2 separate regions of the Homo sapiens genome follow, and region 2 is linked to region 1. The links are chromatin loops, found by intact Hi-C in ENCODE. Cell type or tissue: HCT116. All regions are shown on one strand. Each heading gives the region's core, and the rest is flanking DNA. Links, peaks and the distances in the headings are about the cores only. Region 1 has its middle 74 kb from the start of TEAD1. Region 2 overlaps TEAD1 (TEA domain transcription factor 1).

Region 1 (15,361 bases), core at 3,787-11,786:
CTTTGGGCACTTTTCGATGGGGTTGTTTTTTTCTTGTAAATTTGTTTAAGTTCTTTGTAGATTCTGGATATTAGCCCTTTGTCAGATGGATAGATTGCAGAATTTTTCTCCCATTCTGTAGGTTGCTTGTTCAGTCTGATGATAGTTGCTTTTGCTGTGCAGAAGGTCTTTAGTTTAATTTGATCCCAGTTGTCAATTTTGGCTTTGTTGCCATTGCTTTTGATGTCATGAAGTCTTTGGCCATGCCTATGTCCTGAATGGTATTGCCTAGTTTTCTTCTAGGAGTTTTATGGTTTTAGGTCTTACATTTAATTCTTTTTTTTTTTTTTTTTTTGAGACAGAGTCTCACTCTGTTGCCCAGGCTGGAGTGCAGTGGCATGATCTCAGCTCACTGCAAGCTCCGCCTCTCAGGTTCACACCATTTTCCTGCCTCAGCCTCCCGAGTAGCTGGGACTACAGGTGCCTGCCACCATGCCCGGCTAATTTTTTTGTAATTTTAGTAGAGATAGGGTTTCACCATGCTAGCCAGGATGGTCTCTATCTCCTGACTCTGTGATCCACCTGCCTCACCCTCCCAAAGTGCTGGGATTACAGGTGTGAGTCACCACATCTGGCCACATTTAAGTCTTTAATCCATCTTGAGTTAATTTTTGTGTAAGGTGTAAGGAAGGGGTCCAGTTTCAGTTTTCTGCATATGGCTAGCCAGTTTTCCCAACACCATTTATTAAATAGGGAATCCTTTCCCCCATTGTTTGTTTTTGTCAGGTTTGTCAAAGATCAGATGGTTGTAGATGTGTGGTGTTATTTTTGAGGCCTCTGGTATGTTCCATTGGTCTATATATCTGTTTTGGTACCAGTACCATGCTATTTTGGTTACTGTAGCCTTATAGAATAGTTTGAAGTCAGGTAGCATGATGCCTCCAGCTTTGTTCTTTTTGCTTAGGATTGTCTTGGCAATGCAGGCTCTTTTTTGGTTCCATATGAAATTTTAAGTGGTTTTTTTCTAATTCTGTGAAGAAAGTCAATGGTAGCTTGATGGGGATAGCATTGAATCTATAAATTAACTTGGGCAGTATGGCCATTTTCATGATATTGATTCTTCCTATTGATGAGCATGGAATGTTTTTCCATTTGTTTGTGTCCTCTCTTATTTCCTTGAGCAGTGGTTTGTAGTTCTCCTTGAAGAGGTCCTTCACATCCCTGGTAAGTTGTATTCCTTTTATCTCTTTGCAGCAATTGTGAATGGGAGTTCACTCATCATTTGGCTGTTTGTCTATTATTGGTGTATAGGAATGCTTGTGATTTTTTCACATTGATTTTGTATCCTGAGGCTTTGCTGAAGTTGCTTATCAGCTTAAGGAGATTTTGGGCTGAGACGATGGGGTTTTCTAAATATACAGTCGTGTCACAGACATTCTTATAAGAGAGACAGAGAGAGATTTGACATAGACACACAGGGGAGAAAACCATCTGGAAATGGAGCAGAAAGAGATTTGAAGATGCTGGCCTTGGAGACTGGAGAGAGATGACTATTAGCTCAAGAATGCTAACAGCCTCCAGAAGCTGGAAGGAGCAAGGAACAGATTCTCTCCTAGATCCTCTGGAACATGTCTTTGATTTTCTTGTTTTTCCCCAGTGAAACCGATTTTGGACTTCTGGCCTCCAGAACTATGAGAAAATACATTTTTGTTGTTTTAAGTCATCATGTTTGTAGTAATTTGTTACAGCAGCCTCAGGAAACTGACACTATTGTAAGTGGTATTGTTTTTAAAGTTCAGGCTAATTCAGGCATAATTTACATTCAGTAAAACTTTCCCTTTTTAGGTATAAATTCAATGATATATAACATATATATATATATATATATATATATATATATAGTAATGTAACTACCACTGCAAGAGACATATAGAACATTTTCGTCACCACAAAAAAGTTCTCTTATGCTTGTTTGAAATCAGTCTTCTCCCATCCAAGCTCCAAGTAATTAATGATTTGGTTTCTGCCTCTGGAGTTTGGCAGATGTCATGTAAATGGAATATACAAATTCTAAAGGCTATATACAGTATATAGCCTTTAGAGTTTGACTACTATTTTGTTGAAGAGTTTTATGTCTATTTACAAGACAAATTTTATGCAGTTTTTTAAATTTTTTTTTTCTGGTTTCAATATTAGGAAAATTCTGGCTTTACAAAATATGTTGGTAAGTGTTTCTCTTCCATATTCTGGAAGATTTTGAATAGAATTGATATTATTTCTTCTTAAAATGCTTGATATTATTTACCAGTAATGCCATCAGGGCCCAGAGTTTTCATTGAGGGAGTGTTTTAAACAACACATTCAATTTATGTAATAGATATAGGACTATTCATGTTATCTGTTTCTTCTTGAGTGAGCTATGATAGTTCACAATTTTCAGGAATTTATTTTATCTATGTTATCAAGCATATTGGCATAAAGTTGATCATAGTATTCCTTTATTATCCTGTTATGTCTGTAGAATCTGTGGTGATGTCCATATCTTCCCTGCCTCTGCATTCTTATTGTTGGTAATGTGTATCTTTAAAATTTTTTTTTCTTCATCAGTCTGGCTGGAGATTTATCAATTATATTGATCTTTTCAACTAACTAGCTTTAGATTTCATTACTTTTTTCTCCTTTTTTTGTTTTCAATTCTATTGATTTATATTATTTTGCTATAAGGAATTCTGTTTCTTGAACTCTTAACCTCAAGCAATCCTTTTGCCTCAGCCTCCCAAATTGCTGGGATTACAGGTGCAAGCCACTGCACCCAGCCTAAGAATTTTGTTTCTATTTCTATGAACATTTAATGTCCTTTGGCACTTTAAACAAGTCATCCCATTGATTTCTTGCTTTTAGAGCTTCTGTTGAGAAGTTAGCTGTGATTGTTGTGGGGCTTTTTTGTACGGATAATATATTCTCTTTCTCTACCCTGCTTTCAAATTGTTCTTTTTCATTTTTGAAGCAAATGCTTCAAAGGAAAAATCCATGCCCAATTATGAGATTCCCATCTCTGGGCTCACATCCCTTCATCTCCTGGCCAAGTTGGGAGCTCTTCTTTGTCTCCCAAAAGACATTTAAACCCACTTTTTCTAGTTGTTTATGGCAAAGTATTGTTCTGATATAAGATAGTTTCTCATAAATGGCAGAAGTCCTTTTATGAGTTTTAAAAGTACCTATTTTTAGGTCTTTACTGAAACTGTACATCTTATCTTTTATCATATTGACACAAATTATGTTAAAGACTGTTTAATTATGCAATCTTTGGATCTCTGTGAGTTTGTGTCTATTGTCTGTTATTTCTGCTGGGTGTCTTTTCTGTTGCCTTGCCTTACGGTATGCCAAGTTATTTTAAGATTGTGTGCCAGATCTTATATGTGAAAATTATTTTAGAAATCATGTGAGGACTTGGAAGTTATGTTCCTCCTCTGGAAAGGATTTTACTTTGCTTCTGTGAAGTTTCTGGATCCACTACCAGTTTGGGATAAACTTAATGTAATTTCAGCAAGTGAGATAATTTAAAACATGGCTGCATTTCCTACAAGTGAGTCACCTTCTGATTTGCCTTTACTTCTAAGTTATAGCCCTTTAGGATCCTAACCCAAACATAGCAAGTTTATCACCTTCTATTCCTTGGCAGGCCTTGGATATCTCCTGTTGGTCCCCAGGCCTGCAAGCTTATCAAAGGCTGCTAAACAACTCAGATACTTTTTCTAGAATTGATAAGTGTCTCTAAAAGAAGCTCCTAATTCCATGTTAGCTCTGTCATCTTATGCATCTTGGTCCACCAGTTCTTCACTATCTTTTGGGCCCTTCAGTACTCTAGGCAGTTTTAAACTTTTTTAAAATGCAGTTTTTATAGATGTTTCCAATAGAAGAATGGTTCTCTTATCTAGTCCCACATTAATAACCTCATTTGCCATTTCCTTGAGTGTATTATAATTTTATTTTTTCCCTGAGATGGAGTCTCGCTCTGTCGCCAGGCTGGAGTGCAGTGGCACGATCTCGGCTCACTGCAGACTTTGCCTCCTGGGTTCAAGCAGTTCTCCTGCCTCAGCCTCCTGAGTAGCTGGGACTACAGGCGCAAGCCACCACGCCTGGCTAATTTTTTTATTTTTAGTAGAGACGGGGTTTCATCATGTTGGCCAGGATAGTCTCGATCTCTTGACCTCATGATCCGCCTGCCTCAGCCTCCCAAAGTGCTGGGATTGCAGGTGTGAGCCAGTGCACCTGGCCATAATTTTTAAAATTCAGGAAATTAATTTTTTCTAATTTGTCCATGTCTCTCTCTCTCTTCTCCCCCTTTTTTCCTCTGGTTTTTAAATTTTATTTGTCTGTTATGGTAAAAGGCTTTCCTCAAATGTATGGTAAGCCTTGTGTGTGTGTGTGTCTTTTTAATGTTTTAAAAACAGGGACTACATGCTGATTGGAGAGGTGTGTGTGTGAGAGAGAGAGATCAAGCGGGGTGGGGGAGGGGAGAAAAGATGTTAGTGGACTTCACTGATCAGGGCTAACCTTGCTGTTTCCTTAGGCTGGAGGGGTCATCAAAATGTCAGTATATGTGTGTCTTTTCTCTTGAGCAGGGTTATACTCCTAGCTGCCAACGTCCTGGGAAGTCTCACTGTTCAGTTTTATGACTTTTATTTCTTCAATGTTTAGACCAATGCTTTACCACTTCCTTGAGTTGTTCCCTGAGTTCAAATCATCTCCACCTGGTAATAGAATATGACTACCTCAATTTCCTGTGTTCATCTCAGGCCCAATCAGCTGTGATCAGGGGACTTGGTCACATGTTATAGAGTTGCCACTTTGGCACTGAGGTGAATGTATTTTCCCAAGAGGATTTGAATGGGAGGAAATTATGGGCGTATTCTTCATAAGGCACATTCTTATATCTTGTTTTACTTGAAGCACTTCTGAAAGTTCTGAAATCCTTATATTTTCAAGGAAATCACTCCTCTTGATTTGGGAGAGTGGAAAAATAATCAAGCTATTTTGAGTAGTCAGCTTCCTCTTGTCAGGGACTTAAAAATTTTCATAAGGCCCACTTGGGACACATTCCAGATGATGGGATGTCCATTTCTGCTCAGAGATGGTTAGTACCTTGGCTATTTCAAAACAACATTATCTATGGGATGTGCAGAGGACATAAAATCTGATTAGAAACTTTCTTCATTCTTTAGATAGAGTCTGTTAGTTCTAAATTTACAGGAGGGAAATTTGGGGATAGCCAAGGTCCTACTCTCACCTCATATTCCCCATTGCCAACTGGTGTAGTTAAAAGAGAAAGAATAAACTTTATATTCAGACAGACTTCCTTTTGCGCCAGAGCCACTTACTAGCTGTGTGACTTAGGGCATGTTCTTCAAACTTGGAGGTTCAATCTCCCCCTCTATTTAAAATGGCAATAATGAAGCTTGTTCTGTTCATACTCAATGAAAATAGTAATGCTTATGTGTTAAACACATGTTAAATGTGCTAGTTTTTCTCATGCGCTTATGTCTCACATAATTCAAATTACTCAAAGTCCTATTGCAAACATTTTACCCTATTGGGAAAGCCAGGTTGATTCCTCACTTGTTTTGCTGAGGACATTGCTGGGGCAGGACATAGTGTGTAGGGAGCTTAGATCAATGACTGGTTGGCGTATCATTCATTTAACAGCCGAAATGGGTGGGACTGAGGAAATGACTAGAGAGGTAGCGTCTTGGAGAAAAGGCAAATTAAGAGCTAGCCAGTCAATTTGTCAAGTGCAAGAAGCTCAGTTTTACACAAACGGGACTAAAACTTGAAAAATCAATCATGCATGAAACTTTAAAGTGGGGTTGGGAGGCAGGATCTGGAGAAATTCCCAGAACCACAAGATATGGCTCTTCTACTCCAGGAAGGGTGTGGTCTGAGGGCTTAAGATAGCATGATGATTTTTATTATCTTTTATTTTCTACTTATTTTGATATAAATTAAAGATCTACATAAGTATAAGGGGGTAAAAAACAAAAGCCCACCTTTCTGTTACCCCTTCTAATCTGTTTCTATGCATTTACACACATACACAAAATACTTTTTAAAAACATAGATCAATCTGTACATCTTTTAAATTTAATAATATATTTTGAAGATTCATTCAATAAATATTGTGAACTACTTTAGATAAGATATTTCTGTTTTATTCACTCATTCACTATATCTCTATCTTTTCAATTTTTTTCATACTGACACACATATATTCATGTCTTTTTTAACAGTGGCAGAACTATTTTACAGTGTAAGAGACATTGTTTTCTCTCAGTCTGAGTCTTACCTTTCCATTTTCAAATGATATCTGTCAAACAACAGCTTTTAACTTCAGTTAAGTTCAATTTATCATTCTTTTCCTTTATAAGTAGTGCTTTTTTGTATCTTATCTAAGAAAATCTTTGCCTATCCCTAGGTTGTGAAGATTTTCTCATGTCTCCTTTTAGAAGTTTAATGGTCTAATCTTTATGTTATATCAATCCCTTAATTAAGGCTTGACCTGGTCTGAATCACCGAGATTGGTCCAGAAATGGACAGTCACAGGATTTTTGCTTGAAAGTTTCTGGGGAGGTATATTTTGTGAGATAAAAACCTAGAGCTGCTCTTAGCCATTTTTGCTGCCTGAGAATGAAGCTGATGCAAAAGAAAGAGAAAAGAGATGGAAAGAGGCAGGTTCCTGACAACATTATTTGAACACCTGATTCCTCCCAGACCTGCAGTCAGATGTCCTAGGCCCTTTCAGTTACAAGAGCCAATAAACCCCTATTTTGGCTTTAGGCAGTTTGAGTTGTACTTATTTCAACTACCATAAAATTTTAGGTAACTAATGGACATTGTTAAGGATGTGGCATCACTTATTTAATCTGTCCTCTATGGATGGGCATTTCAGTTGCTCAAAGTTTTAGCTGTTATAAGTCATGCAATCCCTGGAGCTGGTGGAAGGAGGGGGTGGAGGAAGATGTTGGGTAAATTAAAGAGCCAATGTTTTGTGAGAGGCACAGAGAATTTCCTAAGAATAAAGCAGCAAGAGTCTACCTTCAGCCTGCATAGTTAAACCAAGGGAGAGGTGATTGTTTCATCAGACTTTTCATTAGAGGACTGGGGGCTTCTCTTCCACGGGCAAAGGAGTGGCCAGGAAGGAGATAGGGCTGTTCTATAACAGTATCAGCATCAGGCAAGGGGAGAAGGCAGAGGGGCAAGGCTGTTGCCTGCCCGAGGTTCCCGAGATGGGCTCTGCTCAGGCCCTTGTCACGCTTGTGATCACAGCCTTGCCTTCAGCCCTTTCCACAGACCTTTTCTCTCTCTACTCACATACCATGTCATAGCCCTTTGCAAAGTGACCTTTAGACCTTGTGTTAATCAGTTTCGGCTCCTACAATAAAGTAACAGACTCGGTGGCTTATAAATGATGGACATTTATTTCTCACAGTTCTGGAGGCTGGAAGTCTGAAATCAAGGTGCCTACATGGTCAGGTTCTGATGAGGGCCCTCTTCTGTGTTGCAGACTGCTGTCTTCTCATTGTGTCTTCACATGGTGGAAAAAAAAAAGCGGTGGGGGGTGCCCTAGAGAGCACTCTGAGGTCCCTTTTATAAGGGCACTAATCCCATCCATGAGGGCTCCACTCTCATGACTGAATCACCTCCCAAAGGTCCCATTTCCTAATACCATTATATTGGGGATTGAGATTTTAACATATGAATTTTGAGACATTCATATGTCATTCAGCTCATTGCAGATCCCAAAACATACAACAAGAAACTTAGAATATAATCATTTGAATAACTTTCAAGTTTGCAAGTAAAAATCTGTTATAAAGGCAATATTATTATTATTACTATTGCTCATTTGAAAATGAGAGTATAGTGGAAATAGAAGAGGGCTTCAGCATACTCTTTGAAGTCAGAAAGATCTGAACAACTAGTAGATTAAAAACCTCGGGTAAGCTACTTTTTATGCCTCAGTTCTTAATCTATAAACTGTACATAGCAAACACTTTGTTCATGTAATTATGGCAAGGATTGAATGAGATAATTTTTGGCAGCATGGCATATGGAAAATAACTGATGAATGGTAACAGACATTATTAAAAAACAAAGGCTCAGGGAAATAGAGACATGTCCAAGTTCTCATAACTAGGGAGGGTCCAGAACAGTCTTGGATCCACCCATGACTTCTGATTCTTGTTCTTTCCACTACACAGTTTTTTTTTTTTTTTTTTTTTTTTTTTTTTTTTAAGATAGGGTCTTACACTGTTGTCCAGGCTGGATGAAGTACAGTGGTGTGATCACGGCTCACTGCAGCCTTAAACTCCTGGGCTCAAGTCATCCTCCTGCGTCAGCCTCCTAAGGTGCTGGGATTACAAGCATGACCCACGGCACCTGGCTCCACTGCATAGCATCTGAATGTAAATTGGGCAGTCAGGGAAGACCCAGACTAGTCTCTCAGCCAGTGAAGGGAGAGTATGGAGATAATTTGTTTCCAGCTCTTTTTACTTAACTGTTGGACAATTTCCCTTTCTCAAACATCCTCCAAATACTGGTGTATTTAGAATGAGACCCTCGCAGGTGCTGACCTAACACCACTTCAAGGTTTTCTACCATAACTAAGACCTCAACGAGTTGTTCGATTTCCCAGAGCTCTCGGCCCAGGCTCCCCCTGGCGGCCGCTGCGGAGAAGCACCCAGTACCAACTGGGCCAGGGAGCCTCCGCGCTCGTGGAGCAGAAGGGTCAAGAGCAGATGGTGGCCGCCATTTGTATTTACTAAGCCCAAGCAGGGCAAACACTTCACAGGAGGCACCCAGCTTGTGACGCAATCCTTCCCCAGGTGGAGGACACACTCACATTCTGCTCTGGGGATTCCAGTACCAAGAGGACAAACAGTGGTAGGGGACAGAGCTTAGGTCCTCTGGGAGGAAAGTGGCTGAGGAATTGGGTGGAGGAGGCCGAAGCCTTTTATGGCCTCTCTAATTCTTAAGTAGTTGGCTCACATCCCTCAGGGCTGGCGTTATAATGGTACCTGCGGTGCTTAGCCAGCTTGGCCTAGGGAACTTTCTCGTCCAATCTGGACTGGGCCCTGAGCTCTGTGCAGCCTGTGTCTATTCTTGGTCACACACTTGAATACTCCAGTTTTTGACTACCCAGTTTCTAATACATTTCAATGGAAGCCTGTGCTGTTTAATCCCCAGGATGCCCCTGTAAGCTAGATTCTTTTATTATCCTCATCTTGGAGATGAGGAGACTGCAATACGGAGATCCTGTGTCTCCTGCTGAGGATCACTCAGCCATGCAATAGAAAAGTTGGCATTGAAGCCTAGATCTGAGAGCTTCAAGGGCTGTTTGCCTTCCACCAGGCTATCCTGCACTGAACACAGTAATTATTTGTTACCTATAGACATGACCAATCATAGAACTGAAGAAAAAACCTGGAGTCAAAGCAGAAGGGAGAAACCTAATTATTCACAATTCTACTTGTGTCTTCCTTCCTTCCTTCCTATCCCTCTCCCTCCCTATGGTTTGTTCTACAAGCTTTCCTTTTATCAAAGAATCACTGCCAAGCCGCAGCTTCCTGTGTTTTGTCTTATTACTCAGAGAAGAAAGTAGTGTCTGCTGGCTTGATCTGTAACTCGGGCCGTAATTACTTCTGAACTGTTAGGGTTCAGAGGGCTGGCTAAAGATCTCCAAGAAATATCAGAACCTTCTGATTCTGTCATCTCTTGGGTGGAACTTAGAGACAAGTAACGTTATTGGAGCACTATTAAGTATCATATTCTGATTTATAGATAGATATTCTAAGGGGTATGTGTCTGTGTGTATACACACACACACTGTGTACACTTTGGGTCTGGGCTCTTTTGCTCAGCATAACACTTCTGAGATTTATCCATACTGTTGCATACATCAGGGGTTTGTTTCTTTTTATTGCCGAGTAGTACTCTGTTGTATTGATATACAACAATTTATTCACCATTCCCCCTGATAGACATTTGTGTGGCTTCCAATTTTGAGCGATTATGAAAAATGCTATGAACATTTGTGTACAACTCTTTGTTTAGACATATACTTTTGTTTTTCTCTCAAATGTTTTATTTCCTGTGAATGAAATTTCTGGGTTGTATGCAAAGCATGTGTTTAACTTTTTAAGAAATTGCCAAACTGTTTTTCCAAGTGGTACTATTTTATATTCCCACTAACACTGTTGGAGTTTCGGTTGTTCTACATCCTCATTAACACTATTATCAGTGTTTCAAATTTTAACCATTACACATAAGTTTTAGTTCATGTTGTCTCATAATTTTAATTTACATTTCCCTGAAGATTGATTATGTTGAAGATATTGTTACGTATTTATTAGCTGCCCATAATCCTCTTTTGTGAAATGGATGTTTAAATATTTTGCCCATTTAAAAAAAATCGGGCCTCTTATCTGTTTCTGAATGAGTTATAGGAGTTCTTATATTCTCGATATAAATTCCTTGTCAGGGCTGGGCGCAGTGGCTTACGCCTGTAATCCCAGCACTTTGGGATGTCGAGGTGGGTGGATTACTTGAGGTCAGGAGTTTGAAACCAGCCTGGCCAACATGGTGAAACCCCGTTTTTACCAAAAGTACAAAATTTAGCCAGACATGGTGACAGACACCTGCAATCCCAGCTACTTGGGAGGCTGAGACAGGAGAATTGCTTGAACCCGGGAGGCGGAGGTTGCAGTCAGCCAAGATCATATCACTGCACTCCAGCCTGGGTGGCAGAGTGAGACTCTGTCTCAAAAAAAAAAGAAAAAAATTCCTTGTCAGATGTGTGTATGTCCGTGTGTGTGTATACATATGTGTGTGTGTGTGTGTGTGTGTGTGTATATATATGAATGACTATGTAACTATATATTATATACATGTATCTGAAACTTGCCTTTTTAATATTTAAATATGTTGTCTTTCACAGAGCAGGAGTTTTTACTTTTGATTAAGTCCAATTTATTAATTTTGTTCTTTTGTGCTTAATGCTTTTTTGTGTCTTTCAGAAAAGAAAATAACAAAAAAGAAAATCGCACACACAAAGTCTTTAACCTTAAGTTTGAAAAAATTTTCTCAATGTTTAGAAGTTTAATAGTTTTAGCCTCTTTGTTATACTTATGGTAATTTTAGAGTTAATTTTTGTGTATGTTTGAGGTAAGGTTATTAGTCTGTTTTCACACTGCTATAAAGAACTACCCAAGACTGAGTAATTTATAAAGGAAAGAGGTTTAGTTGATACACAGTTCCACATGGCTGAAGAGGTCTCAGAAACTTACAATCATGGTGGAAGGTGAAGGGAAAGCAAGGCATGACTTACATGGTGGCAGGAGACAAAGAGAGCGAAGGGGGAACTGCCAAACACTTTTAAACCATCAGGCCTCGTGAGAACTCACTTCACTATCATGAGAACAGCATGGGGGATACTGCCCCCATGATCCAATCACCTCCCACCAGGTCCCTCCTTTGACACGTGGGAATTACAATTCGAGGTGAGATTTGGGTGGAGACACAGAGCCAAACCATATCATAAGGGATGAGGTCAAGTTTTTCCAAATGAATATACAAAGTTGTTCCATTACCATTTGTTAAAAAGATGGAGGTTGTGGTGAGCTGAGATCATGCCACTGCACTCCAGCCTGGGCAACAGAATGAGACTCCGCCTCAGAAAAAATTAATAGATCACATATAGTAGATCTATTTCTGGACTGTCAATACTGTTCCTTTGATTTATAAATCTGCCCTTATAACATTACACTGTCCTGATTGTAGCTTTTTTTTTTTTTTTTTTTTTTTTTTTTTTTTTTTTGAGACGGAGTCTTGCTCTGTCACCCACGCTGGAATGCAGTGGCACAATCTCGGCTCATTGCAACCTCTGCCTCCCGGGTTCAAGCGATTCTCCTGCCTCAGCCTCCTGAGTAGCTGGGATTACAGGCACCCACCACCATGCCTGGCTAATTTTTGTGTTGTTTTTTTTTTTTTAGTAGAGATGGGGTTTTGCCATGTTGGCCAGGCTGGTCTCGAACTCCTGACCTCATGATATGCCCGCCTCAGCCTCCCAAAGTGCTAGAATTAGAGGCGTGAGCCACTGCGCCTGGCTCTGATTGTAGCTTTATAATCAGGTAATATAAGTCTCCCAACTTAGTTCTTTTTCAAATTGTTTTGGGTATTTGATGTCCTTTGTGAATTTTGGAATAAGCTTATCAATATCTAAAAATAATCTGCTGAGATTTTGATAGGAATTGAGTTAAAGATATAAATTAATTTGGAAAGTATTAACTATATTGAGTTTCCAATCTGTGAACATAATATATCCCTGTGTTCATTTAAATTTTCTTTAATTTCTCTTAGCAGTGTTTTAGTTTCCATTTTGCAGATCTTGAATAATTTTTTTTAATTATACTTTAAGTTCTAGGGTATATGTGCACAATGTGCAGGTTTGTTACATAGGTATACATGTGCCATGTTGGTTTGCTGCACCCATTAACTCGTCATTTACATTAGGTAATTCCTAATGCTATCCCTCCCCCTGTCCACCCTCCATGACAGGCCCTGGTGTGTGATGTTCCCTGCCATGTGTCCAAGTGTTCTCATTGTTCAATTCCCACCTATGAGTGAGAACATGTGGTGTATGATTTTCTGTCCCTGTGATAGTTTGCTCAGAATGATGGTTTCCAGTTTCATCCATGTCCTTGCAAAGGACATGAACTCATCCTTTTTTATGGCTGCATAATATTCCATGGTGTATATGTGCCACATTTTCTTAATCCAGTCTATCATTGATGCACATTTGGGTTGGTTCCAAGTTTTTGCTATTGTGAACAGTGCCACAATAAACATACATGTGCATGTGTCTTTATAGTAGCATGATTTATAATACTTTGGGTATATACCCATTAATGGGATGGCTGGGTCAAATGGTATTTCTAGTTCTAGATCCTTGAGGAGTTGCCACACTGTCTTCCACAATGGTTGAACTAATTTACACTGCCACCACCAGTGTAAAAGCATTCCTATTTCTCCACATCCTCTCCAGCACCTGTTGTTTCCTGTCTTTTTAATGATCACCATTCTAACTGGCGTGAGATGCTATCTCGTTGTGGTTTTGATTTGGATTTCTCTGATGACCAGTGATGATGAGCATTTTTTCATGTGTCTGTTGGCTGCATAAATGTCTTCTTTTGAGAAGTGTCTGTTCATATCCTTTGCCCACTTTTTGATGGGTTTTTTTTTCTTGTAAATTTGTTTAAGTTCTTTGTAGATTCTGGATATTAGCCTTTTGTCAGATGGGTAGATTGCAAAAATTTTCTCCCATTCTGTAGGTTGCCTTTTCACACTGATGGTAGTTTCTTTTGCTATGCAGAAGCTCTTTAGTTTAATTAAGATCTTGAATAATTTTTAAAAATTTATACCTAAGTAGCTCATCTTTTTGAATGCTCTTATAAATTATATTTTAGTTACTTTTCCAATTGTTTGTTGCTAATATATACAGATGCAATTGATTTTTACATGTTAATCTTGTATGCTGAAACAAGGTTAATCTCATTTATTAATTCTAGTAGGAAGACTTTTTAGGATTTTCTAGGTATACAGTCATGTCATCTGTAATTACAAATAGTTTTATTTCTTTGTTTCCAAACGGTATGTCCTTCCCTTTTTGTTTTGCCTTTTTACGTTAGCTCTGACCTCCAGCATTATATTTCCTTGTTCCAAATTTATGTGGAAAAATATTCAGTTTTACACCATTCAGTATGATGTTAGATGTAGGTTTTTTTGTAGATAGTGTTAATCATGTTGAAGAAGTTCTATTCCTAGTTTGCAGAGTTTTGATCATGAATGGATGTTAACTGTTGTTAAACACTCTTCCTACATCTATTGAAATGCACCATATTCTGTTACCATGATAATATGATAAACTAACATATTAAATTATAAATTAACATTAAATTCTGTTACTAGGTTATATGATAAATTACATTAATTGATTTACAAATGTAAAGCCAAGATTGTATTCCAGGAATAAACCCCACTTGATTATGTATTGCTATCCTTTAAAAATATTACTAGATACAATTTGCTAATTGTGTTGGAAGGATTTTTTTTATCCATGTTCATAAAGGACAGTGATCTATAATTTTCTTTTCATATAATGTCTTTGTCAAGTTTTCTTAACAGGGAATACTGGCCTCATCTTCTATTTTCTGAAAGAGCTTATGTAGAATTTGTATTATTTTTTTCTTGAAATGTTTGAATGTTGAATGTAGAATTCATTAGGAAGCCATCTGGCCCCAGAGATTTTTCTGTGTGTAAAGGTGATTAATTACAAATTTAATTTATTTAATAAGACATAGGTTTATTCAGATTTCCTATTTCTTCTTGAGTCAGTTTTGGTAAGTTGCATTCTTTTAGGAAATTTGTCCATTTCATCTAAGTTGCCAATTTTTTTGGCATTATATTATTGATAATATTTTATCCTTTTAATATCTGAAATATCTGTAACGATGTTCTCTCTTTCATTCCTGATATTAGCAATTTATATCTATTCTTTTATTTATTTATTTATTTTTTCTGAGACAGGTCTGTCTTTGTCACCCAGGCTGGAGTGCAGTGGTATGATCATACCTCACTGTAATCTCAAACCACTGGGTTCAACCAATCTTCCTGCCTCAGCGTCTCTAGTAGCTGGGGCCACAGGTGTGCACCATCATGCCCAGCTAATTTTTTTTTTATTTTTTGTAGAGTAGGTCTTGCCATGTTGCCCAGGCTGTATTCTTTTATTTATTTATTTATTTAGAGATGGAGTCTTGCTCTCTTGCCCAGGCTGGAGTGCAATGGTGTGATCTCCGCTCACTGCAACCTCTACCTGCCTGGTTCAAGTGATTCTTCTGCCTCAGCCCCCTGAGTAGCTAGGATCACAGGTATGTGCCACCACACCTGGCTGATTTTTGTAATTTTAGTAAAGACGGGGTTTCACCATGTTGGTCAGGCTAGTCTCAAATTCCTGACCTCATGATCCGCCCGCCTCGGCCTCCCAAAGTGCTGAGATTATAGGTGTGAGTCACTGCGCCCAGCCCCAGGCTGTATTCTTTTATTTTTGAGAAGTTGATGTAGGATTTTAATAATTATATTGATTATTTAAGAGAACGAACTTTTGCTTTTGCCCTAACCTTAACCCTAATATCTGTTTTTTATTTTATTGTTTTCTGTTCTTGGTTATACTATTTCTTTTTACATATTTTTGGGGTATAATTTGCTCTTCTTTTTCTAGCTTCTTAAGGTTATATTATTGACCCATTATCTGCCTATCGATTCAGGTTTG
Region 2 (15,361 bases), core at 3,722-11,721, 150 kb before region 1:
AAACAACCTCTGAAGAGCTGTCTGTCACATGGGAAGGATGTAGATCCACTTTGGGAAGTTCCAAAGAATATTCCAACTCAATATAAGAAAAAAATTTCTGCTACTTGAACTGCTCCACAAGGGGCAGGCTGTTCTAGCAGACAGGCAGCAGAGTCTTGCAGACAACCTCTTCTTATTATTTCTATAGGTATGAATCACAACTTCCTGGTTGTTTGGGGGAATGTAGTATTAACTAGCATTAATTGATCTATCCACTTAGTAAGTACAGCCAGTTTTAAATGCTCACGTTTTTATTCGTTTACTGCAAAGGAAAAGACCCTGTGTATCCAGACTCTTGCCATTTTTCGTCAACTAGACTTCAGCAGGATGGAATTACCTATCTAGCAATGGGCCAGGACACAGCCCCAGAAACTACCAGATACATAATCCACAGAGTTATACAGGCCTCTGGTTTTACAACCCCATCATAAGATGAAGACTTTACATATGGGCAGAGAATTTCCTAACACAAGACTGGGGCTGGCTGAGAAATGCTCCCCATACTGGATACCAAAATAACCATCCTGGCACTCCATCCCCCAGGTTCCTTCCAGTCCAGCTCAAACTCCACCTCATCCTGGAAACTGGCCTTGTATCTACAGGCTCTGAGAGTATCAACCACGCTGTAGGAGAACCCTAAAAATGTGTGGAATTGGCCAACTGTCACGCAAATTACCTCGATTCTGAATCTATAGCAACAAGCACTTGATTATAATCAATATTAAAATCTAAATGAGTGAATTATGCACACAATGTCTGTACCTGCAGAGCTGATATCTTTACCTCCCCATACATATATATCCTTTAAGTGAAGGAGTCAGCTTTCACTAAATTCAGTAAATAAAGAACACAGTACTGGGGCAAGAGGTAGGAGAGGAAGGGAGGGGAATATATGAAGACTCCAACAGATGTGGGTTTCAAACCTACTCGCCCTTAAGCCATGGAACTCAAACTACCGCAACTACTTTTGTGCCAACCTAATAACTCTCTCAGAAGCTCAGGTTTTCATTTGTTAAATGCAAATAACAAATTAAATTTCATCCCAATACAGAAAAATGATTAAGGGATGGAGGGACTCTATTCTACTGGGTTGCCATAAAGATTTAGTAAGATCATGAGTGAAGGCGCTCTGTCATCTGTAAAACTATGAACAGATGTTCATTTATGTCCAAGTCCATCCTCTCTAGACAATGCTATGTACCTTCTGATGGATGGTGAAGAAATGAGAGAGCTTCCTCTAATGGTTTACTTTGGGAAACTGATTTACAAAGGACCTCTTCTTCAAGGTCTTCAAATGACTGCATAGAAAATGTAAATTGGTGACAACACCTTTATTTCTAACACTCATCTAATTCTGAATTTATTCACGGGTTCAACAGCTTTCAGATTCTTATGGGCAGTGTGGTTCAGGGTAGTAACCGTTTTCACAGAATGCCTTCAAGGAAAGAGAATAGAAAAGTCTTCTTTGTTGGAGATAATTTTTTTTGCTTTTGAGATGGAGTCTCACTCTATTGCCCAGGCTGGAGTGCAGTGGCACGATCTCAGCTCACTGCAACCTCCTCCTCCCAGGTTCAAGCAATTCTCCTGCCTCAGCCTTCCAAGTAGCTGGGATTACAGGCATTCACCACCACGCTCAGCTAATTTTTGTATTTTTTAGTAGAGACAGGGTTTCACCATGTTGGCCAGGCTGGTCTCGAACTCCTGACCTCATAATCCGCCCACCTTGGACTCCCAAAGTGCTGGGATTACAGGCGTGAGCCACCGCGCCCAGCTGGAAATACTTTTAAAAATATGTATACTTTGTAGCCCCCATGTGCCTCAGTTTCCATCATAAACACTTTTCTGAAAGATCCTTTATTCCTGAACTTTTTCCCAAACACACTCCAATAAACTCCAAAAACAAACTCTATGAATCCAAATATCCTGGTAACTGCCTCAACAACCACATTCCCTAAATGTGTAATTCCTTCACTATAACCTACTGAGGCTTCAAAAAGAGTAACATGAGTACAGTGGAGATATCACATGTGTATTCAACCAATACACATTTTATTATAAAAGCCTGGGGGATGACCGGGATAAGACAGTCCAATGCAGGTGCTCTGACACCAACTCTATCCAACAAGAGATGAGATAGGACACAGGAATTTGCTGCTCCCTTCATCTTAATTCCTGTGGGTCTCTCATAATGTCAGTTTCTCACCCATCTTCAGATTATTTAAAGGCTCTTAAGTAAAAGGGTTGATTTTAACTAATCCTCATAATTAATGAAATGCCATTGAACACAACGATCACCAAAAAAAAAAATCATTATGGCTTGTTTTTGCCAGTGTCTCAATATTCTATGAGGTCACAGGAGAAGAGCTGGGATGAAGTTAGGGCTCTGTCCCCCTGAGTAACACAGGACCACACAGCACCTGTAGCTCCAGTATGCCTCAGTTTCCACCATTAACCCTGGAGGAAGCCAACTTATTCATTCTTCACCATGTGATCCCACAGACTTTACCTATAACAGAACTTGATGAGGTGAGGCCTCTAATCCCAGCACTTTGGGAGGCTGAGGCAGGTGGATCATTTGAGGTCAGGAGTTTGAGACCAGCCTGGCCAACATGGTGAAACCTTGCCTCTATTTAAAAAAATGGCCAGGTAGGGTGGCCCACGCCTGTAATCCCAGCACTTTGGGAGGCCGAGGCGGGCAGATCACGAGGTCAGGAGATCAAGACCATCCTGGCTAACGTGATGAAACCCCGTCTCTACTAAAAACACAAAAACAAAATTAGCCAGGCGTGGTGGCAGGCGCCTGTAGTCCCAGCTACTCAGGAGGCTGAGGTGGGAGAATGGCGTGAACCTGGGAGGTGGAGCTTGCAGTAAGCTGAGATTGCGCCACTGCACTCCAGCCTAGGCGACAGAGTGATACTCCACCTCAAAAAAAAAAAAAAAAAAAAAAACTAGCTGGGCGTGATGACAGGTGCCTATAACCAGCTGCTCAGGAGGCTGAGGCAGGAGGATTACTCAAACCCAGGAGGCGGAGGTCACAGTGAGCCAAGATTGTGCCACTGCACTCCAGCCTGGGCAACAGAGTGAGACTCCATCACAAAAAAAAAATTAAAAAAAAAAAAACAAAACAAAAACTTAGTGAGTTGGTTTGTCATTGCTCCTCCCATTTGCACCCCAGTGTCCCTCCCTGAGGGCAGAGACTATGTAACATTTACACTGTCCCTAGCGCCAGTACCATACCTGACATATAAATAGTCAATGAAAGAAAGAATGAACCTCCAGGCATGGCAGTTCACGCCTATAATGCCTAGCACTTTGGGAGGCCAAGGTGGGAGGATCACCTGAGGTCAGGAGTTCAAGACCAGCCTGATCAACACAGTGAAACTCCGTCTCTACTAAAAATACAAAAATTAGTCAGGCGTGGTGGCAGGCGCCTGTAATCCCAGCTACTTGGGAGGCTGAGACAGACGAATCACTTGAATTTGGGAGGCAGAGATAGCAGTGAGCCAAGATCAGGCCACTGCACTCCAGTCTGAGTGACAGAACAAGACTCTGTCTCAAAAAAATTAATAAATAAAAAATAAAAAAAGAATGAACCAACAACCAGAAAACACAAATATTCTTTGATAACAACATGACTGAGATTAACACCCAAAGTTTCCACAAGAAAAGGAAGTGTTTCAGCTACTTTCACATTCCTGACTCTGGCCAAGGTTCCAATGAGTAGTAAGAGACCCAGAGAAAATCGCCAAATTAGGAGGACACAAGGAGACAGACTGTAAGCCAGGCACAGTGTAAATAACGAAGAGTTGGGTGGCTGATCCAATTTCTTAATCACAATTATTGGCAACTAATAGTCCTTCTGTGTTAGAGGGACAAATAAGATTTGAGTCCTTTAAGAGGTAATCTTTTATCATCAGTAAATCTTATTTTGAGGAGAATGGTAACTTTTGAGACAATATATTTTACCTTCTCCATTTCCCTTTCCCTTTTGATGACTGGAGAAGAAAATTACCAAAAGGTGACAGCTACAGGGAAAGAGATATGGGAGGCGGAGCAGCCAGGGTGTAAAGACCAGAAGCCAAGGAGGTGGCCAAGGAAGAAATTCGAAGAGGTGACAAATGGTAAAGCAAACTTGAGTGAGCAGGTGAGCAAAGGGCAGCATACAGACAGTGGCAACGGGACGAGCACTAAGAGAAAAGATTTCTAATAGCCCAGGAGGAGAGAGAAGTCAGTAGAAGTGAGGGCCACTTCAGGGTTTCTAGAAAGAGAATCACATGGTTGGAATGGTATTTATAGTGGACAACTCAACCAAACATTTGATGGCTTGAAGGTCACTGTAATCTTAGTCAAAGTCCAAATTTCTCTCATAGGAGAAAAGCTCCCCTCCAACAAAAAGACTGGGGGGAAAAAAGGTGCTTTACTTCCAAAGTGAACTGGTACCTCAAAACCAAATTCAGCCTTCTCCCAGAACTAGGTGTCAGGCATAATGCCAGCAGTTTCTGCCTAGAGGATCTTATTTAATCGCTGCACTTCCCCCTTTAGTATTATCCCCACCTTGTGAGGTTCAGAGACCTAAATAAGTTGTCCAAAGTCCTATACTTAACAGAGATTCAATCTAGGAGTCATTTTCCAAACAGAATGCACATTCTATGGGAATATCAAATACACTATACCCTCACTAGACAGTAGGATGTAGGCAGTGCTGAATTCTTAGCTCTGTAGATGACTGATATCATCAAGGACAGTCTAATTAATTCCTAATGAATAGTGATGATCCTGACTCACCGCTGTGGGCAGCTGAGAGGAATGTCAGACACTAATAATGGTTAATTGCTTTTGCATATGTAAAGTGGGTTGTGTTATTATTTTCCTACCATTTAAGACACTAGCCAACCTTGCTAACAAGTGGCCTGAGAAAAATACAAGTGAAGATTGGCAGCCTGGATTTTGTAGGCAACCACAGAAGAGATGGAAGCACAGAAAGTATGTCATTGTCAGAGACAGGGCAGAATTCTCAGGGAATGGGAATGCTGATGCTGAGAACTGAGGCAACATGTGCCACAACGACAGCAGCAGCCAGTGAGCCTTGGTGCCAATGCCAACAGGTTCCCTCTAATTTCAGCAGGGAGGAGTGGATAATTACTCCTTCTCGTTTTCAAAAATCACTTCCGTGTCAACAGAATCCCATCAACAAGCCAATATCTCTTCACCAAGCCCCAATGCTAAGCATCCCATTAGAGGACTTAGCATTACCCTCCTGAGAATCCCTGATTAATTCTCCGCTCCATCAGCCCTAAGTACTTGCCCAGGTGACAGCTCAAGAAAAGCTCTGATTGATTTCATGCTATGCAGCTCTGATGGGACCACTCTGCATTACCAGCCTTTAGGGGAATAGCCCACCCCATCCCCTTAATGAATCTGTTAGCCATTGAGAACAGAAATCCTGCCCCTTCCTTTCTCCCGTCACTACCACCAGTCAAGCTGATCATTGTTGTTCTTTATCAGTGGACTCCTTCAAAAGGACAAGGCCACAGACCCAGTTTCAGGCAATCTATCCTATCTGACCATTCCAAAGCAAAGACCTGATACCAAGACAGTGCATGCCCAAAGTGAGCGTGAACCAGAGGACATGACTCGTAGCCCAAGTCACTCCCACCCTGGGAAATGGACAACTTAACCTCGGGAAACACATTTCAACCCCAGAAACAGAAGCTTCTTTCCTGCTTTAAGAGAGCAAACGTCCCAACTGTTAGCAGTAAGGAGCTGTCAGTATTTCAAAAGGAAAACTCATAAGCCTTTTCCCAGGAGTAACAGTCAAAGAAAACCTTAAGACTAACTCCCCAATTCCAGTAGCCTGTGGAGTCAACATACACTTGGGGTAGACTAACCAACCATAATGCTTACTAAAAATAAAGAAAACACCAGGAAAACAACACTCCTTAGCCACTAACCTATGGATCACATCACTTTCTTAGTTGGTACGATTCACCATCCGATTATTATAACTCGGTATTTTAAATGACAATGAGCATAAAGTAAAAATCAAAAGTAGAAGTAAAAAGACATTAACATACAAGATAAATATAAGTATATACACCATTTCAAGAAGTCCCCTCAGCTGCATGACTGATGGAATGCCTAGAAATGGGTCTTATACCATTAGAAATGGCTCCCTAAGAGGGAAGTCTATAGGTAAATGCCTGGAGAGTCATCCCTGCTTACTAAAGGCCAGGTGAGACTCACCCAATGTTACACAGTCTGTTGACAGCCAACTTAAATGATATGTTGGCACTGGCCTCACTCCAGGTCCCAGCAGCAATCTGCCCAGATGCGGCCCCCTTGGCTGATTCAGAATTCTAATTGTGCTGCATCAGAAACGGCCCTCCCTACTTTGCATACAAAAGTAGTCCAGGGCCTTCTCCACCAGCTTCTATGACTTTGGATGCTTCTCTCATTCTGGCCATGCCCCATCTATCCTAAATTATTGAGACAGGCATTCTGGGGGTTGGGGAGAGAAGCAATAGGGAAATCCACACTTCACTCCTGATTGAGTCATAAGCCAATCAACAAGGAAAACCTGAATCAGGATGGCATTTTAAAGAGCTAAACTGCGAAGGCCAAGCCCTGCTCTGGTCCTTCAACCACAGCTCCTGACATTCAGTGCTCTCAGGATCTAATGGATCCAAATGGATTTCATCAGCACTCACATCAGGATCCAAAATCTAGGCTCTAACATGCCCAAAAGGAAAAAACTCTTTCCTGTCAACCTAAGGAACCAAAACCACAATTCATCACATTGTTTGCCTTCCCACTGTTTATATTTTCATTGTTTGTAACAGGCAGAAGTCTGATAGTCTCTAGACTATCAGAAATCAGGCTGTCACTTTCTCTTGTGTGGGTGTCAGATCTGGTCTGCCTTTACCCATTTCTAATGGATCTGAGCATACAGATCCTCAAAGCATACCCAAATCACACATGGATATTTCTAAGTCCCAAAACATGATCATAAAACTCCTCCGGGGCAGAGGCAGAGGCAGAGCCTGTGTGACCTCTACAACCTAGGACAGTGTCAAATAACATTGGGATGCTGGATAAAAGTGAGACAACATAAAACAACAAATAAAATGAACCTGTTTGAATAAATGCAGCTCTTGTGCAATCTTGAGGAAGAAAATCAAAGCTGAACGACTTAAACTGCCCAATATGAAACCTCAATGCAAAGCTTAGTCATTAATAGTATAGTACTGGCACAAAGATAATGAAAATAGGCCAAGGAATCAGATTAGAGAATCTAGAAACAAACTCATACACATACGTTCACTTGATTTGTAACAAAAGTGACACTGCATTACCCTGAGTAAAGAAATTTTTTTCCTGATACATGAGCCAGGTTGATTGATAGCCATACGAAAAAAATAAAAATTGACCCCACCACACACAATAGTTTACAATCCATCTGAAATAGACTTTAGATCTGAAAGTAAAAAAACCAGTAAAGAATTTATAAGGATTCTTAGCAGATTACCTACATGGCCATAAAGTAGTCGAGGATACTTTAAAGGAACACAAAAGCACTAATCAGGAGGGAAAAACATGATAAACTGGACCAAATCACAACTCAGAACTCGCTTTCTTGAAAGAACCATTAAGAAAATCAAAGCAGGCCACAAAGTAGATACTTGCAACACATTTATTCAACAGAGACTCATATCCTTCATCCTACAGGAACTCCAAACAATAAGAAATCAGACAACCCAATAGAAAAAAAAGTAAAAAGCTAATGTATTTTATGAAACATAACCAAATGGCCCATAAACATATGAAAAGGTGTTCAACATGCCTAGTTATTAAAGAAATGCAAATTAAAACAATGTGATACCTCTATCCAGCCACTAGAAGAGCTACAGTAAAGAGACTAATACTAAGGATTTTCAAGGAGATGGAGTAAATGGAATTCTCAAAGAACTGATGAGAGCGCAAATTGGTACAATCATTCTGGAAAACTCTTTGGCAATATCTACATACCAAAACTGATTATATGCATACCTCCTGATTCAGCAATTCCAAATCCCAGGTAGAGATGCTAAAGAAATGCATGCCTATGTTCACCAAAAGACAGGTATAGGAATGTTTATATTTTCATTGTTTGTAACAGACAGAAACAGCCAAATTTTTATTAACAATAGGACATATAAACTATAGTATAATCAGGCTGGGCGCTGTGGAACACATCTGTAATTCCAGCACTTTGGGAGGCCGAGATGGGCAGATTGCTTCAGCGCAGGAGTTGAGAGCAGCCTGGGCAACATAGTGAGACCCTATCTCTACAAAAAAAAAAAAAAAAAATTAGCTGGGTGTTGGTGGCGCATGCCTGTAGTCCCAGCTACCCCAGAGGCTGAAGTAGGAGGATCACCTGAGCCCAGGCGGTCAAGCTGTAGTGAGCTGTGATCACGCCACCGCACTCTGGCCTGAGAGAGTGTGAGACACTGTCTTAAAAAAAAAAAAACTGTAGCATATTCATAAAATAGAATGGTATACAGCTGTACTGTCCAATGCAGTAGGCACTAGACACATTTGTGAATTTAAATGTAAATTAATAAGATTAAAAATTCAGTTGTTCAGTCACACTACTTGTATCTCATGAGCTCAATATTCACAAGTGGCTAATGGCTACTGTGTCATACAGCACAGACAAAAATCATTTCACAGCCACAGAAAGTTCTATGGGACAGCAATAGAATATAAATAAATGACAACTGCAAGTAACAACATGGGTGAATTGTACCAACGCAATATTGAGGAAAAAAAAGATACAAAGAAATATATACTATACTGTCTGCGTCCGTTCATACCAAGTTCAAACACTAACGAAATTCATCTACGTTATTAGAAGTCAGGGTAGCAACCACCCTTTAGGGTTGGGAGTACTGACTGGAAGGCAGCGTGGGGAGGCTTAGGAGGTTCTGGTCATGTCAGTGCAGATCAATAGATCAATGGCTCTGGATGCCAATGCATTCAAATGGAAAAACACAAGGGACTCAATATTGATGATGTGTGTGCCCTTTTCTGTATGTAAGTTGGACTTCAATAAAAATTATTTTAAAAAAAAAGAAAGAAATGAAAAAAAAAAAAAAAAAAAACTGCCCTGTTTCAGTGCCTTTCTGATTCCAGTTACCTTAGAGAAAGATTATTCCAGGAGCTCTGAATACATTTGCCTTTTTTGAATTATGCTTTGATGTGCTGCCATCAGCATATGAAGGGTTATTAGAAGAAACAGCCAATGGGATTTGTCTCTAGAGTGAATGCAAGGATGTGGAAGACGCTGCTCATCACGTCACACAGACTGATCTTTACAAAGATCCCAAAGGAAAGTTCTACAGCAAACAAAACACAATGTGTTTTTTACCTCGTGGTCAAGCCATTGGCCTTTCCTTTACTCAGTAGCCACCAAAGTGCACTGAGCCACACTGGCAGGCCCCTCAGAGAGTGCTCAGAGGTGGTTTTGGTCGGCAAGTTTGGTTTCATTCCTAAGTCCACATTTAGTCTTCACCTCTATCCTCTTCTTTTTCTCCATTCTTTCTCCCACCTTCTATTTATGCTATTTTACAGTCTTGCATGCTGCCTTAAAATGATTCTGAAACATGATAGGGTATAAATATGAAAGGGAAAGTTTCTGTTTTCTAATTATCTGTTTCAATTTAATGTGGTAAAAGCATTTACTGAGAGCCCCTCCCACCCCTGTCCCTTCAGCCATATGTCCCAAGCACTGGATATGGAGATAAAGATACCACATTCCCTGTCCTCAACAAGCACCCTCTCCAGCAGCGAGACAAATAAGTACACATACCTGCAAGACTTCAAGCCCCTCCACTGGGAAGCCTGACCTGGCCTTTCCCCACTCCTCTGTGTTCCCACAGGTAGCACCTTTGCCAGCCAGTACAAATGAACTGAACTCACTCACCGCATAGGAATGATTTGTTTATGCGTCTCTCACCTTTGAGGATTTGTGAGATCTTTAAGGTTTGGGCCCATGCCTTTAGTAATTTTTCCTTTTTTTTTTTTTTTTTTGAGTCAGGTTGGAGTACATACAGTGGCATGATCACAGCTCACTGCAGCCTCAGCCTCCAGGGCTCAAGCCATCCTCCTGCCTCAGCCTCCCAAGTAGCTGGGACTACAGGCACATGCTACCATGCCCAGCTAATTATTTCGGTTTTTTGGCCTCACTATGTTGCCCAGGCTCATTTCAAACTGCTGGCCTCAAGCGATTCTCCTGCCTCAGCTTCCCGAAGTGCTGGGACTACAGGCATGAACCACCTCACCCAGCCCAGTCATTTTTCTATGTTTGGCATTCAGCAGAATGCCTAGCACATGGCAACTGCTCCCCAAAAAACAGGACTGAATGGTTGCCGGAAATAATGAGTCAATGGGTGAATATGAACAGGTGAATAAATATGTCACCTGATGCAATGGAGGAATCAATAGGGTGCTGATGGAGGAGTTTATTCTGTCTCTCGGATCAATGAGAGTTTCTCAGGGAGGTGGCATTTAGGCTGGTCTGAAAGGCTAATCCAGACTCACAGGCCAAGTATTAGTGGAGGAGATGTGGGGAAGAGAGAGCCAAGCAAGAAAGTAGAAAGGCTAGAGCAGAGGCTGAAAATGTAAGCTGAGTCAATCACAGGGGGCCTCATAGGCCATGACGAAAGGTGGACTGTTTCATACAAAAAGCACGAAAACACCAGAAACACCAGGAGTGTGTGAGCAACTCCTGAAGGTGTACGTGTGTGTGTCTGTCTGTCTGTCTGTCTACTTGGGAAGATAAAGGGTGAAGAACAGAGAATGTTATATATCTGGAATCTGAACTTTTAAATCAAAAGTATTTTCAGTATGGTCCAAGGCCAGGACAGTTCTCTAGATAAACTGAAATACTACAATGTGACGTCTCCCTTCAGTGTTCCAAGTTTATAAAGGTGTGTTTGTTTAAACAACCCAGAGCCATGGGATTAACTCTGCTCGGTACCTGATCACTCAGCCATTCTAATGAATGCTCATCAGACTGTCTTCAAGCACTCAACATACTCCCCTCATCCCTAAAGAGAGGCTGTGAGCTGACAACAGGGTCACACTCGAGCCCAACATGGGAACCAGGCTGCTATGCTTATACAGAGACATGCGTCTGCATTTGGCCAATGTGAAAACACCAACTAATGCCGACACGAGCTAATGCATGAATTTAACCAAAAGCACGCAACACTGCCGGTTCACAAATGTCAACTGGGTCCCAATGATCACCAACACAAGCAAGTCCCCACCCTTTAAACGACAAATATAATCTTCCATTTAATGATGACATGGTGATGGAGCAGATGCAAAACAGGTCTCTCACATTGAGATGCAAATTCAGGGGCCAATTAAAGCCCCACCCGCACCCCATCCCAATCCTCAAAATGTAAACCTGGTCCTTGGTTTACATCCAGTTCAAGTTCAGCAAGAGAAAGAATCTTGGCACCTTAGCTGAAGACAGGCTGAGGCAGGATAAGTGAGTAACTACTGTTCCCCCCTCAATTAAACCACTCATTCAAATGAACAAATATTACTGGAGCACCTGCTGTGGGCACAAGACCACTCTAAGCCGTCCACAAGCACTGTAAGGGCATTCAGTGGGGGCAAGACGCCCAGTCCAAGAGAGGTACGGACAGAAAGTCTGATGCGCTCATGTCTGACATCAGGCCTGCGCCTTCTCCTGCCTTCACTTCCCCATGGCCCAGGGTGCTGTGAGCCCTCTCCAGCCAGCAGTCTCCTCCCCCTCCCCTCTGACAAACCCCAGCAAAATGAGTCTGCTGAATTCAGTAAAATATGCAAAGGCCACACCTTGATTAAATCCACATTTTCTACGGGTCCCCAGCACACACACACAAATTTCTTTAGGGAAAAAGGTGGACGGAGTGTCAGGCAGGGGGAATATATTTCCTTCCAAGACTACATCCTTCTACAGATTCTGTTAACCCTGGTAGAGGAACAAGATGAGCTCTCAGCCCCTTAGATTAATTAAAATGTAATCCATTTCCAATTACACGTACAAATGGCCACTAAAGCCCTCCCTCTCAGGGAGACTTCCAGGTGCAGATTCCCTCTCAATCCAACTGCCTAAAGGTGACTCTACGTAGGGGATGTGACTTCAGAAGCCAAAAGTCCCCCACAGGCAAAACAAACCAGCGCAAATCCTCACACACACACAGTTCTGGCACAGTGGGCCCTGACACCATCAACATCACATTGCTGATTAAGGATCTATCTGTAAAAGTCCCCATGAAAATCCAAAAGGATTCCCAGGTCCTGGGAGAATCCCACCGCCTCCTCTCAGAGATGATGTTTCTCAGGTAAACTGGCTGGAGCATAACCCAAAAGGAGGGCCATTATCCTAGGTTCCCCTCCTCCCCTCCTGATCTAAATGATCACCAAGAACGTCCATTTGACCCCCAGTCCCCCTGCCTCCCCTGGATCCCCTCTGCTCCTCTCTACCCCACTAACTTTGCTCCTGTCTCAAGGAAAGGACCGCACCATTTCTGCCTCAGCCCTCTGCCAGAGCTGAGCTGTCCCCCGCCTCCCCACACTCTCGCCACTGCCAACAACCTAGTCCCCAAGCCTGGTTATACGAGATGATATGGGTGGCTTCTTAAACATAGAGATTCCCAGCTTTATGCCAGAAATCCTGAATCAGAATCCCAGGAGACATATTTTTAGCGAGTGTCTCCTACACTATCCCGCAGTCAGAAAGGTTTTCCTAAAATGCAAATAGGACTTTCATCATACACTCACTTGAAGTCATTCAGCAGATCCCCACTCACTCAGGACTGAAGTGCATTATGAGACCCCTGGCCTTTCACACCTGTTCTCAGCCTGCTCCTCCAGCCACCCATCCAGAACCCCAACATTCTAGCTGCACACGCACTCCAAGATGCCTGGACACAGCCGGCCACCTACTCCACTCCTTCAGGTGCCTGGGGCTCTCCCAATACCTGACAGATTGTTGGAACTCAAAAAACTTTTGCTGATATTGTCCTTGGTAGGTATTTCTAAGAATTGCAGGGATTAGACCAGGCGCAGCGGCTCACGCCTGTAATCCCAGCACTTTGGGAGGCAGAGGCGGGTGCATCACCTGAGGTCAGGAGTTTGAGACCAGCCTGGCCAATATGGTGAAACCTCATCACTACTAAGAATACAAAAATTAGCCGGGCGTGGTGACGGGTGCCTGTAGTCCCAGCTACTTGGGAGGCTGAAGCAGGAGAATCACTTGAACCCAGGAGGTGGAGGTTGCAGTGAGCCAGGATCGCGCCACTGCACTCCAGCCTGGGCAACAGAGCAAGACTCTGTCTCAAAAAAAAAAAAATTGCAGGGATCACCTTGGACATCTGGAGAATCCATATGGCAGAGCAGTTATATATACATAAAGAGAATACTGAGTTTTAGAATCCCAAAGAGTTTGAATTTTGATTCCTCCACTTACTACCTGTGCCTACATTTCTTTTCATGAAAACTGGAACATTATTAGCCACCTGATGTAAAGATTAAATGAGATGATCCATGAAAGTATTAACAGAATATCTCAATCAACAGTCAATGCATATATTATCTAAATGCTTAGAGATGAGCATGGGTAGTATGTCTTAACTGTGCCAGACACACCGTAGGTTCTCAAATAGCTGACAACAAAACTAATAGGCCAGGCGTGGTGGCTCACGCCTGTAATCCTAGCACTCTGAGAGACCTAGGCAGGCAGATCACTTGAGGTCAGGAGTTCAAGACCAGCCTTGCCAAAATAGTGAAACCACATCTCTACTAAAAATACAAAAAATTAGATGGGTGTGGTGGCGGGTGCCTATAATCCCAGCTACTCAGGAGGCTGAGGCAGGATTATCACTTGAACCCGGGAGGCAGAGTTGCAGTGAGCCAAGATTGTGCCACTGCACTCCAGCCTGGATGACATAGCAAGACATCGTCTCAAAAAATAAATAAAAAACAAAAATTTTAAAAATTAAAAAATAATAATAATTACTGCTAATATATCCACCTTCTTCCCTGCTATACTGCAAATTTTCAAAGGTAGGCACTATTTCCCATTCATTTCTGCACCCCACTCCAGCCCCCTAGCCCAGCTCAACAAATAACCATTTGCTTTATTTTAACTTAAAATGTGAATACAATTTTGATGATTCTTAAGAAATTCATCCTTGTCTAAGGAATTACAAGGACAGCCTCAGGCATACCTTAGACTAGAACCACAGAGTGAGATAAAAGAGACTCACTGGCCTCAAAACCTTCCTCAGGTTTCCAAACACCCTGACTACCTGGTCTGTGGCCTCAACAACCAACTCCACCTTTCTTTAACCTCAGGCAGGACCTGCCACCTGCTGAGCCGCACAGTCTGAGGTCTTCACTGGTGAACCCCCAGCCCGCCTGGTCTGTGGCATCCCAGCCCCTGCTGCAGCCTGCCCACAGCCCTCAGCCCAGCCTGCTTCAGCAGCAGCTCATCCTGGGAGAACGCAGCCTGGCTCTCAGCCAGTTCACCTCCCACAAGAGCCAGGGGGCTGCGCTGGGCCCAGTGTCAGGTTACCACAAAAATAACAGTGGGCCTGCCTAAACCACGCATGCGGGCCAAGTGTAGGAGGGAAGTGCCCCAGAGGTGAGAAAGAGCAGCTCAGGAGAAGAAAAAAAAGGAAGACCTTTGAACATGTGTCAAAGAGGACTTGGTTTTTAAGAAAAGAACATTAAATTCATAACTACACTCAATACCGCCACTACAGCTTCTTCAGTACCTCATTTAGTACCTAATCAGGGTAACATATTTATATTATACTTAACTCTAAATATGCTTTTAAAAATATTATTTTAGGACAAGACGGGGATGAAGTTTTCTTTAGTTTGCTTATTTAATACCATTTATAAGTCAGATTTGGGTCAATGAAGGTTTTAACAAGTATTCCCACTGAACAAATTCCTAATATTACTCAGCTTTAATTTTCTCAAAACTAAATCCAAACATGTCGAAGCTAATTAGGTTTATGTAGAAGAGGTAGGACTTCAAGGGGAGGGAAAAGGCTAATAAAAAGCATTTATTCATTATTTTTTCTTCTTCCCTAAAATGAAATCAAAGTTCATTCCCGTGCTACTCTCGTGCAAGAATGCTGCTAGCTTGATGTGCTCTGGCCCAGCCTGGATATTTCAAATAAAGTTAACTTCAATCACTGTAGGGAGTTAGGAGGGTATTGATTCTCCATCCATTGTTCTTTCATCCTGGTTTACTCCACACACAATGCCTCTTTAA

Evidence for each region. Peaks named below come from ENCODE experiments on the same cell type or tissue, not always from the same donor. Only the 100,000 strongest peaks of a DNase experiment are listed, where the experiment ranks them.
Region 2: a loop joins it to region 1, with 2.1 times the contacts of the local background. A loop is called at or near these places in 2 of 110 quality-filtered maps.

What each region holds. Positions count from the first base shown.
Region 1 is chr11:12,593,019-12,608,379 of GRCh38, reverse strand. No RefSeq gene overlaps it. Among named protein-coding and RNA genes, the nearest start is that of TEAD1, 74 kb to the left of the region's middle. RefSeq lists an enhancer at 8,564-8,858. In HCT116, for the core only: a CTCF peak has its summit at 8,689 (motif pointing left); a DNase peak (open chromatin) is centred at 8,699.
Region 2 is chr11:12,746,032-12,761,392 of GRCh38, reverse strand. The region is part of intron 2 of TEAD1 (TEA domain transcription factor 1); the gene reads right to left. Among named protein-coding and RNA genes, the nearest start is that of TEAD1, 79 kb to the right of the region's middle. RefSeq lists silencers at 5,497-5,791, 11,097-11,391. In HCT116, for the core only: a CTCF peak has its summit at 7,942; no DNase peak of the experiment used is centred there.